Regions from separate parts of the Homo sapiens genome. Here region 1 is linked to region 2. Evidence: chromatin loops called from intact Hi-C (ENCODE). Cell type or tissue: PC-3. All regions are shown on one strand. Each heading gives the region's core, and the rest is flanking DNA. Links, peaks and the distances in the headings are about the cores only. Region 1 overlaps CPEB4 (cytoplasmic polyadenylation element binding protein 4). Region 2 overlaps CPEB4 (cytoplasmic polyadenylation element binding protein 4).

The links. A loop is a pair of places that touch in the nucleus more often than their neighbours do. Peaks named below come from ENCODE experiments on the same cell type or tissue, not always from the same donor. Only the 100,000 strongest peaks of a DNase experiment are listed, where the experiment ranks them.
Region 1: a loop joins it to region 2, with 2.8 times the contacts of the local background. A loop is called at or near these places in 48 of 110 quality-filtered maps.

What each region holds. Positions count from the first base shown.
Region 1 is chr5:173,896,756-173,906,089 of GRCh38, reverse strand. All of the region lies in intron 1 of CPEB4 (cytoplasmic polyadenylation element binding protein 4), which reads right to left. Among named protein-coding and RNA genes, the nearest start is that of CPEB4, 13 kb to the right of the region's middle. RefSeq lists a silencer at 4,070-4,364. In PC-3, for the core only: no CTCF peak of the experiment used is centred there; no DNase peak of the experiment used is centred there; H3K27ac peaks cover 1,879 bases.
Region 2 is chr5:173,959,848-173,967,847 of GRCh38, reverse strand. It overlaps CPEB4 (cytoplasmic polyadenylation element binding protein 4), which reads right to left. Exons shown (of 10, transcript NM_030627.4): 10 at 5,868-8,000. Among named protein-coding and RNA genes, the nearest start is that of C5orf47, 25 kb to the left of the region's middle. RefSeq lists enhancers at 1-4, 3,435-4,317, 3,212-4,411. In PC-3, for the core only: no CTCF peak of the experiment used is centred there; a DNase peak (open chromatin) is centred at 4,547; H3K4me3 peaks cover 1,779 bases; H3K27ac peaks cover 2,056 bases.

The sequences.
Region 1 (9,334 bases), core at 1-8,000, 62 kb after region 2:
CAAAGATTAACTGTAAAATAGAAACCTTGTTAGGTGATGCTCTTCTTGATTGAACTTGAGCTAATGACCAAAACATGAACATTAGCATAAATGAGTGGAATGGGCATTAGACACTAGGAAGCTTCAACTCTGCCTGTCGTATTTTATGAGCTTGGGCACTTTCGTCCTTTATACCTCTTTTCTGGTCCATAAAAGGAGTGGTTTGATTGGATCTCTGATGTCCCTGTCCTAACTCCAAAATACATTTGTATTCTAGCTTTTTGATATCCTAACATGTCTTGTTCTTTCAAGATTTACAGTTTAAATTATGACAATTATGGCAGGAACCAAAAATAAGGATGAGAATTTATTAATCAAAGTCCACCACTTTTGCCCACTAATCAAAGTCCATCACTTTTGCCCACAAAAAGGCAAGGGTCAGTGATCAATTAGTAAGAAAATGATCACTTAGAGTCTTAAAAGGACAATCACAGCTGGGTACAGTGGCTCACACCTGTAATCCCAGCACTTTGGGAGGCCGAGGTGGGCAGATCACAAGGTCAGGAGTTCGAGACCAGCCTGCCCACAACATGGTGAAAAAATACAAAAATTAGCTGGGCGTGGTGGCAGGTGCCTGTAACCCCAGCTACTTGGGAGGCTGAGGCAGGAGAATCGTTTGAACCTGGGAGGCGGGGTTGCAGTGAGCTGAGATCACACCATTGCACTCCAGCCTGGCGTTAGAGCGAGACTCCATCTCAAAAAAAAAAAGACAATCATGGCATTTTAATTATGCTACATAAAACATAAAATAAGCTTCTTTCAAAAAAAATCTACTTAAAAAATTTGCTGGGGGACAGAAGAGTGAAGTGTGCTGCTTTCAGATAGATTATTAAAGAATCTCTTATAAAACAAAAGATACTGACAACTCAATTTGCTTTCAACCCCACTGCCAGTTTCTCTTGGCACCCTAAAGGGAGAAATTAGAAAAGCAGACCTACCCTTTATTGAGCATCTACTAAGCACCTGATATTATTCTAGGTACTTGATAAACACTGTCTTAATTAATCCTCAAATCTTCTAAGTTACATTTTTTTATTATTATTATTATTATTATTATTATTATTATTATTATTATTATCTGAGACAGGGTCTCACTCTGTTGCCCAAGTTGGAGTGCAGTGGCACAATCACAGCTCACCACAGCATCAAACTCCTGGGCTCCAGTGATCCTCTGGCCTCGGCCTCCCAAGTAGCTGGGACTATAGACATGAGCTACTGTACCCAGCCTATTACTCCTATTTTAATAATAAAAACTGAGACTAAAGAAAACTTACACAATTTACTACACAGATTGGTTACTGCATAGTTTAGTGGCATAGTCAGATTCAAACCCAAGTCTTACTATAAACCAAGTAAGTGATCCTTCCTTGGGTAGGGTAATGATCATGGCAAAGAACCATACTAATTAAGACATACATTTGAATAAAGGAGGCACTCTAAGGGTTCTGAGGGTATGAATATGCTGGCTAGTGCCTGGCAAACAGTAGGCACTCAAATATTACTTATATTTTACTTATACAAATATTACCTTTTATATTTTACCTATACAAATGATATATATCAGAGGTACTAAAACCATAAGAAGAGAAAGAGAAATCTTATCTTCCTTTTCCCCATTGAGATGACAGAGTGGCATACAAATTAGAGACCCATCATAAATGCATCTCTGGGTTATCTACTAACCACAGGAGTACTGGTGGTAGTAACAGTACTAATAGGATTACTATCAGCAGCTAACATTATGGGTTACATTCATAACCTCATTTATTCTTCACAAAACCCTGATACAATTAGATATGTTCAGTTATTATCCCACTTCACAGATGAAGAAACTGAAGCTTCGAGTATTTAAATAATTCCATCAATGTTAGGTAAGTGGAGGCAGAATGTGAACCCAGACCTTCTGACTCTAGAACATGTGAGCTTAGTAATCATGAAGGAAAATAAAAGATCACCAATGATTTTCAAGGCTAAGCAAAGCAAACTTTATCACAATGCTTAAACCTCATCATATTCTGTAGTCTTAATTATTATATTTAATATACTGAGTTGCATGTCAGTAACTGGTTAGTTTCAGTTTCTGTCATCTCTACTTCACAGGACAATTTCTAAAAGAAAGACCTTATGATACCACTATGAAAATCAAAGTTGATAAAAATAAGCTTCTGACAAAACAAAATGAATGTTTCAGAGAGGACCCTTGTTTTTAGTATACACCTGAATAATACTGCCTGCCAGGGCAAAATGGGAAGACCTACATCAGTATATAGCTAATGACAAGGCTTTTCATGACATTCCAGAAGCTGCCACAAGCAGCACGTGAACCTGCTGGTCTGTTCCTATCAGGAAAAACAACCAAATTGTAATTATGCCACAGACCAAAATAATCATTTGTGGCCATTTTTTTTTAACATCCAGATGGCTGATCTAAGCCAGCGTTTCTCATACTTGAGAGTACGTCAGAATCACCTGGAGTTCTTGTTAAAATACAGATTACTGGGTCCATCCCCACAGTCTCATTCAGCATGGGTCGTGTCCAAGAATTCCCATCTCTGACAAGTTTCCAAATGACACCAGGGATTACTCTTTGAGAACCACGGAGTTAAGCAAATCCATTCAACAGGTTAACTTCATTAGATCCTTAGGGGTGTGCTTTATAGCTTTTATCCTAGTTGGCCAGCTATGATGCAGTCCAGCTTAAATATTCTACAGGAACTACTGTATGATTTCCTTATGAAGAGAAGGGCTTTGCTCTCAAAACCTGAAACAGCTCTGTCTTTCAAGTTCTAAGGTCCATACCTTTGGAAAGATTAAAATAAAGTTCAATTTCACCAAAACAAAATTCCTTAAGAAAAAGCATCAAGAGGTGAGTGGCTCACCATTAAGAACAAACAAAATACAAATTTGGTGCTTGAATTTTCACAATAAAATACTATCTCTGGCATCCATATACCCCATATCTTAAGCATATAGCTTTTTTTTTTTTTTTTCATTCAGCTACATGGAATATCTGCCATTCAGGTATTTACTACTGACATGTCTTCTCTCTCTCACAACTGGTCAAATGCCCTACAAGCCAAGATAAACAGTCTAAACAAAGGATATGCTAATTACTCATTCCTTCAGATTCAACCTATTTATCAAGTCACATCATCAGAAAATACATAGTATATACTGGTCCCTTTGGACTTGCTTTTATAGAATTATGGCTTAACAGCATGATCTCAGATTTTAATAAGCAGAAAATATTAGTAACTGCTGTTTGTTAAACATCTATGAATTTTCTTGTAAAATTTGTCAGCAATGGAAAAATTCATTGTCTGTCAACGCCCCATGATTAGAAACCTGCAAGGCAAATTTCTCTCAAAAATATTTCACTCTTGTTTAAAAGTATGCTTATTTTCATTAGAGAATGAGATCTACATCACCCATCATGTTACATTTTTGTCTTGGATGCTGGGGTGTTCACAGTTAGGTTATGTGCTCACAGGCAAAAACTGTACTGAGTTTAAATGTTCTCATCTAAATATAACCCATGCTACCCACCACCACCACCACCACTCTATTATTGCTTCTTTTTATACTTGAGCTAGTATGTTTTGGCATTACTAGACTGAGTCTAAAACACAAAAGGTAATTAATTGAATGTAACCACATTATTAAGAACCAAAGCCAAAATTCAGCTATCCCTTGACTCATTCTATTTCTATAAAAACATATATTACTGTGATCATCATTTCTCAGACTGCTACATATCTGTACCAGGCTACAGAAGTTTCTCTTTCTGGCTTAAACTTTCCCTGGTAAAGAAGGGAAGGGAAAATATTTTGGTTTGAAAGGAAAGTGTACGCCAGTGTGTCAGCTGCCAAAATAAATAGAAATTTTGAGATGCCAGTAGAGCCCATAATTAATCAAAGGTAACTATGGGAGTTTTAATTCAAGATTTGCCAAAATGTAAATATTCCTCTTGAATTAAATAATATGTAAATTCACAGATCATCAAGAGTGGACTATCCAGTCAACTTTCAAGATTCCACTTCCAAATGACCCTCACATCCCTACACAGGCAGCAAATCCCTTTTCCCTTATGTCTCCCTAGCACTCTGACATCCCACAAGATAGTGATAAGCTCTGTATGACAGAGCTTATACTATCACCATGCGCCATGAGCTTCACTCATTTTCATATCCACAGCTTGTAGCATGCCGTAAAGCCATCGCCACTGATATAGAAAGTGGCTAACATGTTCCTCCTGGCTCTGTGTTGTGCATCTTACATGAATTACATAACATTTACATATATTAGTTCCTCACAACCATCATATGAAGTCAGTACTGTCATTTATTTTCCCCATCGTAGGCAAATGAAGCTAGGAGAAGTTAACTAATTGCCCTACAAAGTCACACAGTAAGTGGTCGAGTCTGACTTCAGAGCAGATGTTCAGGAAAAGTGGTTTAAGTGAAGTTTTGTTTGGGCCTAGAATTTTTGCTCTATTATTACCTGCCAGGTATGAAATCCTTCACTATATATACGTGGCCTGAATGAAGACAACGAGCATCAGAGATTAAAGTTAAAGTGGTAATTATCTGAAGCAGGAGGGACCACATTTAACAGCATCTCATATTTCTTTGCAAGTTCCCTCTTCAATCAGTACTTTTTCATTATAGCTCCTGTAATGAAGGTAGAGTCTAACAGATCTTAGGTTACCACATGTTCCCTAATAGAATTATGATCTACAACTAAATGAATGAATGTCTTCAGTGTATTACCTTGGATCAACAGCTCCATTTGGTTGCCATGTTAATTGACAAATAAGATCTCTCCAGAAAGCCTCTGAGAACATTTTTTATTGCACCTTTACTAAATAAATCACATTCATTTTGAGCATTATAAATCCTTAAAATGATAAACATTTCTTGTCATCACTTATTTGTATTAAAAAACCAAATGACCATTCTAGGCTTGATTAGTCAGTCAGTTCCTGAATCAATAGACCTTTTCTTCTTCTTGACAATTTGTTCATACTAATCTTGCCTAGCAGAGAGAAATAATTAAAATCTATCACAAGCTTTGATACTTGTGATACTAAGTATCAAACATACTAAGCAAGTGATCTTGATGCTGCAATATCATTGAACCTTAATTTCATCAGCAAAACGAGGATAATAGCACCTCCCTTATAAATCTGTAGTGAAAAGCCAGTGAGATAAGGTATATGGGCAGCAGGAGCACAAAGCATGGCGGTTAGTGAACTCATTCAATAAACATTTCTCTGCCCCTTCTATGGTGCAATGAAAAAAAGCATGAAACTCACATTTTAAATTAGATATCGGTTGTATCTGAATAAGTCAGTGATTCTGTGCTATTTTCTATAACCTGTTTTCATAGAGATAATCAAAATATGTTCAAACCTATGACCCCAAAACTATCAGTATAAGACTTCTCCCTAATAAACTATTCAGGGCAAGAAGTCATTAGTTCAAGGAAAGCAGGTAAACAATACTAACACTCAGCCTTGAGGAATGAAGTTATTTAGACCTCAACTGGCTGTTAGAGTTCCTGTTCTCCATGTCTGCTAGGTCTGAGCAGGGTCCGGCGTCAGCAGGGAGAGGGGTCCACCCTAATGTACAACTTTTTTTTTTTTTGAGACAGAGTTCCGCTGTTGTTGTCCAGGCTGGAGTGCAATGGCGCGATCTCGGCTCACTGCAACCTCTGCCTCCTGGGTTCAAGTGATTATTCTGCCTCAGCCTCCAGAATAGCTGGGACTACAGGCGCCCGCCACCACACCAGGCTAATTTTGTATTTTTAGTAGAGATGGGGTTTCTCCATATTGGTCAGGCTGGTCTCGAACTCCCGACCTCAGGTGATCCGCCCACCTCAGCCTCTCGCAGTGCTGGGATTACAGGCGTGAGCCACCACACCTGGCCAATGCACAACCTTTATTCCTAAACTGAAGCTTATGTCTTGTAACCCTCGACATCTCTTCTGTGAGCCTTGACAGTGATCTCAAAAGGCAGCTTGTGCCCAGCCTCCACATTTCCAGACTCTCACAACACCCCCCGACCCCCATCCACAGTTCTCCAGAATCTCCTGGGCAGAAGGCACTCCTCAACACTCAAGCACAAAGAGGAGGTCACTGGCCAGTGCACTTCAGGAGCAGAAGTATCACGTTTGCCATAGCTAAGCATCCTCAGCCCATGGCCCTTCAAAAGCATCAAACATTTGTGCACTGAAAGCAAGCAAGAAATGTAAAAAGTTGATGCAGTCTAAAAGTCTGCAAGGGACCCCAAACCTCTACATTCCTCTTAAAAAACAGAAAAACAAAAAAGACAGCAACCATAAAAGCTCAGTCCTGTCCTGTTCTCTCACTCATCTTTCCTTTCAGAGGTCTTGCCCACAAGTCCACAGAAGTGTGAACCTAGAGAAAGGATAAGATGAAGGGAGGAAAACGGTATACTCTCCTCCCAAATTTCGAATCACTAGCTGGTATTTGGGTGCTTTAACTGGATCTCTTATTTTTCTATGTTACAGAAAGAGAAGATGAAGCCAACAGTGGTCCACCACTATTGGCACCAGGTTGAGCAGTGAAACAGACTGAGCAGGTACAACAGAAATGTGGGCCTTGCTTCAGTTTCTCACTACCCTTCTTTAAAAAAACAACTTGAAAAAAATTTTAATGTTTTCTCTTAAAGACTCCTCTAGAGACACATACTGAACCATTTACAGATGAAATAATATGATATGAAGCAATTGCTTCAAAATAATACAAATGGGGAGAGAGAGGATTAAGGGTATAGATGAAACAAGATTGTCCAGGAGCTGATAATTGTTGAAGCCAGGTGACACATACATGGGAGTTCACTAGACTATTCTGTCTACCATGGAATATATTTAAATTTTTCCATAATAAAAATTTAAGAAGACATGGGTCAGGGGGTGCTTTACCAAGAGAGAAAAAAAATATCACCAGTTGGTCACTTTCAGCAGTGTTCAAGAAAATCAGTGTGTCATCTAGCCTCAGTCCCACCATTATTTAAGTATAGTGACTTTAGGAATTGTATTTTATTTATTTAAAATTAAGTTCAGGCCAGGTGCGGTGGCTCACGCCTATAATCCCAGCACTTCCGGAGGCCAAAGCGAGCGGATCACCTGAGGTCAAGAGTTCGAGACCAGCCTGGCCAACATGGTGAACTAAAAGGTACAAAAATTAGATGGGCCTGGTGGCACATGCCTGTAGTCCCAGCTACTGGAGAGGCTGAGGCACGAGAATTGCTTAAACCCAGGAGGTGGTGGTTGCTGTGAACCAAGATCGCGCTACTGCACTCTAGTCTGGGCAACAGAATGAGACCTTGTCTCAAAAAATAAAATTAAGTTCAAATTATCACACACCAGTTACACACGGGTTTTCAGATTTTAAGAAATTGTGCTATATTTTGAATAAAACTTTGACTTAATATTTCTGTTTGATGAGTTGCTTTCTTAAAACAATAGAATCTTCTAGAAGCCAAATATTAGACATATTTCATTTTATCCTCAAAAATACCAGACAAAAGAAATGAGAAAATAAAGGACCCAGAAGGTGCTGTAGCTTGCCTAGGTCACATAGCTAATGAATGGCCGAGCCATATCTGGAACCCAGATCTGACTTCCATTAACTGAGATAGTTTTCTAATAACATTTTTTCAGAGTATGTGAATATTCTGAGTCACGTTCTTATATTTTTATTTTTTTAAGGTCTCATAGACAATAAAATGGCAGCAACTATTTTACTGACTAGTACCATGATCCTATTGACTAGATGCATTCCTCAAGAATACCTGGAAGAACTATTATTTAAATTGTTACATGGTATTTTAAAATAAATATAGATTTAAAATATATAATACTGAGGAACTAATTATAACTTAGTTTTGGTCTACTAAAAAATGATTAGAATATATCTGATAAATCTTTAGCAAATAGAAATTGCCCAACCAAAATAACCTACAATATAAAATGCGCTTGTACAGCTTAAAGCTTTGAACTTGAATAATTCCATTTGTAAACATGAATGAGCACCTATAGGTAGCTGATGGAGTTTTTCTTTGGCATGTAACAGGACCAGAATTCTGCTATCCAAGTTAAAGTTTGCCTTTTGTGGTACCATTTTGTCATAGAATGTAAATCAGCACATGTTATATATAAACATACGGTAACTTATACGAGTGTGTATTTATAATTGATAATTACACTTTCCAAATATTTTTCCAAAAACATTATAATTTTCTAAAAATTTAAAATTTCCAAATATAAGCATATATTTATAAACACATTAATGACTACGTTAATAAAAAAGTTTGGAAATGCCATTTATACAATTTTTTGTTATAGCTAAAATTGAATGTTAGTTTGCCTTAATGATTAAACAATTTATAGATTAAAATGAAACTATTGGGCTAGTTGATAATTTGTTTATAATATTTAAGAGAAAAAAATGCATGTTCAGTCTTACTCAAAGATTAGCACAGGTCAAAAATACATTACAAACCATGTTACTGATTCATTTTTTATGACAGTCCTGTGCTTAGTCCATAACATAGTAGGTGCTCCAATAAATGTGTGCTAAATACATTAAAATATTTTTTAAAAACTCTTGATTCCAGGATAAAAGCCAAACTATTCTCAATTCAAATCTATGGCACCCTTTCATATCTCTTACTGAAAAATCATAAATTCTCCATTAAAATGTAGTCTCCTTTAATGTATGCAAAAGCAATCACATGTTCTAAAGTTCTTAATAAAACAACTGTGGCCAAAATCTTTCAAAATCCTGAAAGAAACAGGCTGTCAATGCTAATGAAAGTTTAAGCTTATATTTAATTAGAAAACTTCTCTTCGAGAAAATTGATAATTCTGCTAAATATTTTATCTGTCTGGGGTTGCATCTATAGCTTATTCAATAAAGCATATATAGCAAGATAAGCATGACTAAAATATTTCACAGTAACACAAGCTATATTTGTAACTAATTTCATAACTTTATTCAATATAAGAAAGCCATATTTTAAATTTAAAAAGTTAATCAACCTAATATGGCCACATACATAAGGTGCCTCACATTACCCTTCACTGTTAGGTATTATCATATTTTAGAAAAAGTGTTTTGTATTTTTTCTAGAGATGGGGTCTGACCATGTTGCCCAGGCCTGGTCTCAAATTCCTGGGCTCAAGTGATCCGTCCACCTCGGCCTCCCAAAGTACTAGGATCACAGGTGTGACCCACCATGCCCGGCCAGTTATTATTTTCTTGATACGG
Region 2 (8,000 bases), core at 1-8,000:
TAGAGGGTGCTGTTACCTTCTGGACACAAAATTACATGCAATAGTTAAATTCTTCTCCTCTCTCTTCTTGACCTCCTCATTCTCCCTACTCTCCCCCTTAAACTCCTCCTCCTCACCCTCCGACACCCCTTATGGAGGGCTGCTGATCCTGACTTAAGTACAACACTTACGAGACTAAATCTGATTTCCCAGGTTGCATCCTCTCCAGCTTTAGAATTTCATGTTTGGTCTTTGTAGGAGTTGAACTTTGGGAAGGGGCAAAGAAAAAGGAAGTTGCTGATGACTGTATTTGACCATGGTCTTAACGTCTCCCTCAGAAGGGCGTTTTGCTGCAAATCTAGGTTCAGAGATTCTAAGTTGATTCTTCCAGGCTCTACAGCATCACATCTGCTCAAGAACAGCTGTTTAGGCTGCGGCAAGGATCAAAGCCATGTGTAATTCAAAGCTCCAGTGCTCTAAAAATGGCAGACACTGCCTCTCTTTACATATATACACACACATATATATATAAAAAGTCAGGAATATAAATTCTCTGTAGAAATCTATTTTGATGCTTCTGACATCTGAATCCAAAAGCAAAACGTTCAAGTGCTGTTTTAAAATTCACGAGGACACATCCGTAAGTCTCTCCCCCATTCCTTTGGATTTCAGGACTATTTTTGTGAGATTACATAGACCGTGCAGATATCAAAGGATCAGATGCATGAGAGGAGGCTTGATTTTCTATATAGAGCATGTTGGTCAATTATAGTTCTATAGAAAAAAGTAAAACCCTTTCTTCTTGGTGGGATTTTTCTTTGCATCTAAAAAACATATATCTGAGATATACAGAGATATACATGTCTCTATATATACACATAGACATATAGATACACATATAGAGAACCTGTCTGTACCAGAAATAAAAAATTAGCTGAGTGTGGTTATGCTCATCTGTGGTCCCAGCTACTCAGGAAGCTAAGGTGGGAGGATCACTTAAGCCCAGGAGGTCAAAGCTGCAGTGAGCCATGATGGTACCACTGCACTCCAGTCTGGGTGACAAAGTGAGACCCTGTCTCAAAAATAAAATAAAATAAAATAAAATCTATCCCTCCAACCACTTACCTATCTATCTCTTCATTATTTAGCAAGCTGGATAGCCTTCCTCGGAACCCATGTGATTTTGGTTAGTTGGGCCTCATCTTAGTCCCTTGAGAATTTGGGGATGGCATAGCTACAACACAGATTAGCTGTCACACTATTCATTGGTGAGTTTTTAACCAACGCAGGGGAATAAATGAAATTTTAATCAAATTTCCCTTTTAGGTTGGACATTTCTAAGGGGTGAGGTGAAACAGGCAGGACCTGCGTGCCTGGATTTGAATCCTGGCTTTGCAGATTAGTTAACGTTTTTGAACCTTGGTCGCCTTAAAATGAGATACTGTATAATGACAGTATCTATGACATAGGCTTGTGGGGAGGTAGAAAGGAGATCCCTATATCAAATGCCTAGCACTTGGAAAGCACTCCACCAATGTTGTAGTTATTATTAATATTTTGAGATGGAGTCTTGCTCTGTTACCCAGGCTGGAGTGCAGTGGTGCGATCTCAGCTCACTGTAACCTCCACCTCCTGGGTTCAAGAGATTCTCCTGCCTCAGCCTCCTGAGTAGCTGGGATTACAGGCGTGCGCCACCATGCCTGGCTAATTTTTGCATTTTTAGTAGACATGGGGTTTCACCATGTTGATCAGGCTGGTCTCGAACTCCTGATCTCGTGATCTGCCCACCTTGGCCTCTCAAAGTGCTGGGATTACAGGCATGAGCCACCGCCCCCGGCCTTATTATTATTATTCTCACTCCTAAAATTGTGTTTCTGGAATTCTTGGGTTTACAATACTAGAGAAAAGGGCCCTCCTTTTTCTTTGTTTCCTACTCCAAACTGATGTGTCTCTCTTGGTGGTTGGATCAAAGAGAAAGAATATGTACTAAGAAGTCTGTACTGTACTTCCTTAAAGTGAATAGAAATGTCATTTCAACTACCTTGTCCCTACTCCTAAAATATATACCCAGTTCTGGCCTCTGAGCCATACTCATGGGCTTAATGGAAGCCAGTAAGGCAGACAAGAACTGCAGAGGTGGGCCTGAGCCACCTGAGCTTGACAGAGCTCAAGGACTTCCCTCTGGCCTCCTTATCTGCCTCCCTACTAACTAATTACATGACCTCGAGCACCTGTCTTAGCTGAGAGTCAGTTTTTAAGAGAGGAAGTGGCCACATTTTAGGACTCACAATCAAAACTCACATTTGCTCTTACAAAGTTTATTTTTATTTTTTATTTTTAAAATTAGAGGCAGGGTCTTGCCATGCTGCCCAAACTCGTCTTGAACTCCTGGCCTCAAGTGATCCTCCCACCTTCCAAAGTGCTGGGATTACAGGCATGAGCCATTGTTCCCAGCCATTGTACAACTTTTGAGTTTTTTTGGTTTTATTTTGTGGTGTTTTTGTTTTATCCCCCAAGATGGTCTCACTTTGTTGCTCAGGCTGGAGTGCCATAGTGAGATCGTGGCTCACTGCAGCCTCCACCTGCTGGGCTCAAGCGATCCTCCATCTCAGCAGCCCCCTTCCCCCGCAGCAGCTGGAACGACAGGCACACACCACCATGCCCAGCTAAGTTTTTGTTGTTGTTGTTGTTGTTGTTGAGACGGGGTTTTGCCATGTTGCCCAGGCTGGTCTTGAACTCCTGGGTTCAATTGATCCTCAGCCTAGGTCTCCCGGAGTGCTGGGATAACAGGCGTGAGCCACCGTGCCCACCCATCTTACAACTTTTGTTTTATCATCCTATCTCTATAGTTTCAAATATGACAGTTACACCCAGATTAGGTTTAGGAATGAAACTTTTCTTTTAAAAACAAAATAAAACTTGAATAAAAAGCCCTGATCCTGTTCATTGCTAATCCAGCGGCAAGAAGGTTTAAAGGAGAAGATTTGAGATTAGTAGATGAGAATTGGGACCTAGGCACATCCCAGCCTTGGCCAAATCACCCACCTTCTCCATGAGACAGTTCTATGATCTGTTCAATACCTCATGGAAGTGTTATCCTTGCTAATGTATGTAAGGGCCTGATATATAACAGGGGATCAGCATTTACTAGTTTCTTCTGAACCAAATCATTCCGTCATTGAAGTCAGCAGTGCTGAGAGTCATCTGATGGATGTGACTATTCCACATTCCCACCCTCACCCCACCCCACCCTCACCCCACCCTCACCCCACCCCACCCCACCCCAACCCTCACCCTCACCCCACCCCACCCTCACCCCACCCCACCCTCACCCCACCCCACCCCAACCCTCACCCTCACCCCACCCTCACCCTCACCCCACCCCACCGTCACCCTCACCCCACCCCACCCTCACCCACCCTACCCCACCCAGCACGCTGTTGGAATCAAACCTTCTGTCACCAAACACTCAAGGACCCACAGCACTTTTCCCTCAAACATGAAAGGGGAATTGTGCCTTTGAAGCGGCGTTGTGGTCTGGGGTAAGTACCCGAGGTTCGTCGTCTCGTGCCAGGGAAATCAACAACGCGGACATACAAGAAGTGAGTTTAACCCTGGAGGTTCAATAAGCAAAAGAAAGAGAATAGCTCTCTCTCTTAGGAGAGAGAGGGGCTCCCGGGTGGGACTTCCGGCTCCACAATGAAATGCATGGGATTTTATAGATGAGCTTGAGGAGGCGTGTCTGATTCACGTAGGGCCAGAGAGATTGGTCGGACCAGGCGTGACACTTGCATCACGCACAAAGAAGCTGGCCATCCCACCCTAATCTTTTATTATGCAGATGGGGGTCTCTACCTGGCCAACGCCATGTTGCCTGCCTTTCTACTGCACACATAGCGACAAAGAAAAGGAAGAGGGAGCCTCCATGTTGAACATGCCTGGCCCCCAGCTAGCCTTTTCCTGTTGGCACAGCTGCCGGCATTTACCTATGCAGGCTTCCAGCTTGCTTATTTATGTCTGCAGCTCGATTTTACAGGCTGCTCTTTGTTAGAAAAGAAATGATTTGGGGGCTGCTTTTTGTTAAAAGGGAAGCCTGAGGACTCTCTTACCCTCGCTAACCGCCTAAATAATTTCCTTTTAGCTCCTGTATCACCTTCATTCCTCCAAATAAGGAAGCGCCAGGTCTTTCTTGGATCCTAGCTAAAACATTCTTTGCAGCTTCACATAATTATTTTACCACCACCCCTCCCGGTTCTCTTCCTGGGTAACTGATTTCACGAGTTTAAAATGCCCTGCTGCCTTTGGTGGGTTCTGGGGAGTCACTCCTAGGTCTCACAGGGAGGTGGGAGAAGAGTTGAAAATAATCTCTTTAAAATGGTGACATTTGCTTGATCACATTGACATTTTTAGGGTATCAAAGCCGGGCTTCCTGAAATAGAACTCCGATGAAAAGGATAAAGAAAGCTCAAGCTTAGCTGCTGGCATTTGCGTGCACTGATTCACCACCTCCAGCCCAGCTACCCACAGGCAGTTTTTCCCTGACACTGAATCAAATTACACGCAATACTAAAGGCTGGAGGTTTGCTCACATTCTGATTTGGGATGCTGCTGTTCATTTTTAACTTCCCTGAGACAATGTGTACTTTTCCAACTCTGGTCACCACGCTGAATCACAATAAGACACTTTTTCCAGACAGCCAACAATGACACCCAGCTTGACTAGAGAAAGATGATAACCCAAAATATCCTGAGAAGACTCAAGGCACGGCAAAATAAAATGTTCTCTAATGAGGACGACTGAATTGGTATTGCTAGGTAAGAGTTCCTAGTGGGGCGCAAATGTTCATTTTCTAAATTCTTAGAATTTATTCAAAGCCAGTGGCGCCTATTCTCAAGAGAATCAGCGGGTGAGGGGTGCTGAGGGAAGTTTGCAAAAGAAAATTTTGAAGGAGGATATAGGAATGATGAGAAAGGGAGACAGCATATCATAGAATGGCAGATTCAAAGCACTAGCTGCTTGTCTCAAGTGGCATTTGAGGCACTCATGAGAAACAAGGGCTGGTCTGAGACAGTGAAAAGCATAATCAAAATAGCTTTATTGTGCAAAGTAACTTCTCTTTTTCTTTCTTCTGGGATGGTAGTAGAGGGAAGACGAATTAGGAGGATGCACTGGAACTAGGACAGGGCTTAGAAGCTACGTAAGTACCTAGAACTCCAGTAAAGTAGGTGTGGGCAATGAAAGCAGCTCTGAAAGTGGCTCACAAGTGGCAGGGCCAAGCACCCTTCCAGAACACATGTATGGATGCCAAAAAACAAAGTGGGGTTTCAAAGCTTCTTGAAACATACTAAAATGTTACAGTGGTATAGCCCAAAGTATGTTCCATGTGTTACCTGTAAACAGAATCTGTAGTCAGAGAAATTGGAGTGAGAGGGACACTTTCAACAAAGTAAATAGGTTTCTGGCTGGGCACGGTGGCTCACGCCTGTAATCCCAGCACTTTGGGAGGCCAAGGCGGGCGGATCACCTGAGGTCAGGAGTTCGAGACCAGCCTGACCAACATGGAGAAACCCCATCTCTACTAAAAATACAAAATTAGTTGGGCATGGTGGTGCATGCCTGTAATCCCAGCTACTTTGGAGGCTGAGGTAGGAGAATGGCTTGAACACGGGAGGCAGGGGTTGCAGTGAGCTGAGAGCACACCATTGCACTCACTCCAGCCTGGGCAACAAGAGCAAAACTCCATCTCAAAAAAATAAATAAATAAAATAAAATAAAATAAAATAAAATAAAAAAGATTTCTTCATTGTAGAATTTCTTGAAGTCTTAATAAGCTAATGTGCAAATGTGCATTATTTTGACTTTGCAAGAAACAAGGTGACCCATTTTCTAAGTGTATTTAATGGTAAAACTTTATTTTTTTTTGTCTTTTTCTTGTGGAAAGGACTATCCTAGTCCTCTGAAGATCACAGTCTGAAATATTAGAGTTTTGTCTTGTTTATTATTCGGTTATTACACATTTCAGAAAATAATTACTCCTTAAAAATTTCTAACTCACTGACACCTTCAGTATTCTTCAATTTTTAAAATCAGAGATTACTTTCCCCATGACTTTTGATCAAACTATTTCCCAAACTTAAAAAAAAAAAAAAATCCCTAGAAAAAGTACTTACTTTCTGATCTAGCTGTGGACACAAACACCCATTACCAAAAGGGGTTATGAAATGACTTGATTGTTAAGAGTGTGGTAGAGAATTTCCACTGTTTATTCATCTGGTTAGACAGTAAAAACAAAAGATAAAAATAAAAAGAATTTTCCTCGTTGGGTAGGTTTAGGCAATCAGTGAATGAAGAAATATAGCCCAGGAAGCCTCTTACACCCTTTCCAGACACACCATTCTGTGATTTAAAACACCCAAAGCAATGCACCTATGTAATTTCAAGATAGAGTTGTTATATCACATATCATTGATATCTCACTTACCTGAAATAAACATTTCCTAAAATAAACTAAATATGCTTGGGCTATCTTTTTTTTCTTTTCTTAAAATAGTGAAACCATCCCAGAATGCCTAGGAATATTATAGACTTGATAACCAAATGCCACCCACATCTCCAGTGTCCCATCCCTGGGGTTTCCTCAAGGCCCTTCATTGAATGCTCAACGTAAGGTTTGGGAATTGCCAGATGAGAGAAAGGGGAAGCTGTCCAGCCTGCCCTTACCCTCAGTAATCTCTATAGTTAGAAGAGCTGCCTGTTGGGAAAGACAACTTAGACGCAAAAGATCTCATAGTCCATTTCTCTCAGGACAAGAACCTCTTCTAGTCTTGAGAATACTATACTCAAGAAAGAACAGATATTAAATCTGACAAAACAGGATATTCTCAGTGTTATATTTTGTTATAATAAATCCTTATGTTAAAAGTTTGAGAATGCAGTTTAAAATATAAATACTAACACATTACAGCACTTGGTAGTCCACATGATTAATGGATCAAATCAAAGATAATATTTTCAATTGACATGCCATAGAGATTATAATCCCACACACCGTATCCTATGACATTAAGGTCTATGGAGGAACTGGGAATTGGAAGTCAAAAGAGACTTGTTTTCAAGCCCTTTGGTAGTGTGGCCACAAATCAAGACTATTCATTGACAAAGACTCAAAACTGAACCTCCCAGATACGGACTTTCATTATTAACTAAACATTGGGTTTTTCACTTTTGTTGGGCATTTGGCCTTCAACTGATAACTGAATGCTTAGATCCTGGGCTTACTCCCTGTATACATATTGAAGGCTACAAATAAAAAGAACTCTGCAGGGCAGGCAGCAGGTGAACTAACAGTACAGGCCAAAGACACAACCACCCACCGACGCTTATAGGCTTACATAAGAATGCACACTGGCCACAGTACTTATATGACTGAAGATTTTTTCCTATTGGTTTGTGCTGCATTAGCTGAACAGTATATTCCTAATATTTTAAAATGTTACATTCCCAGTCAAGAAAGCATCATCTACTTGTGTTAAAAAGAAATAAGTATATTAAAAGAAATCTGAGTTAAAAGTTTTATTCATTCAACATCTCACATTACAAATATTTAAAAATTATATGCATACTGGTATAAATAGTCATTTGCAAACTATTTAATAACATTAATTTTTCACTAGCACTTCAACAAATGAACTCTTTTAAAAAAGGAACTGTGTTATATAACTTAAGAGTAGAACATACAAAAATAGGAACTTAACGTGAAAATGACTTTAATAAAAAATGAATTACCCTTATTTAAAATGCTATAATAAATACTACAACCTCCCCATACACAGTAAAAACTATATGGAAATTCAGCCAAGTAGTACAATTAACTGACATACTTAAATAACTTTTCCTTCTGATAATATGAGCAATACACTGGAAAAAAAATTAGGGATTAGTAAAAACTAGACACCCACTTGCTAAAAGTTTCACTTCCAAAAAATATAACAAAAATCTGATGAAAATTATAAAAACTAAT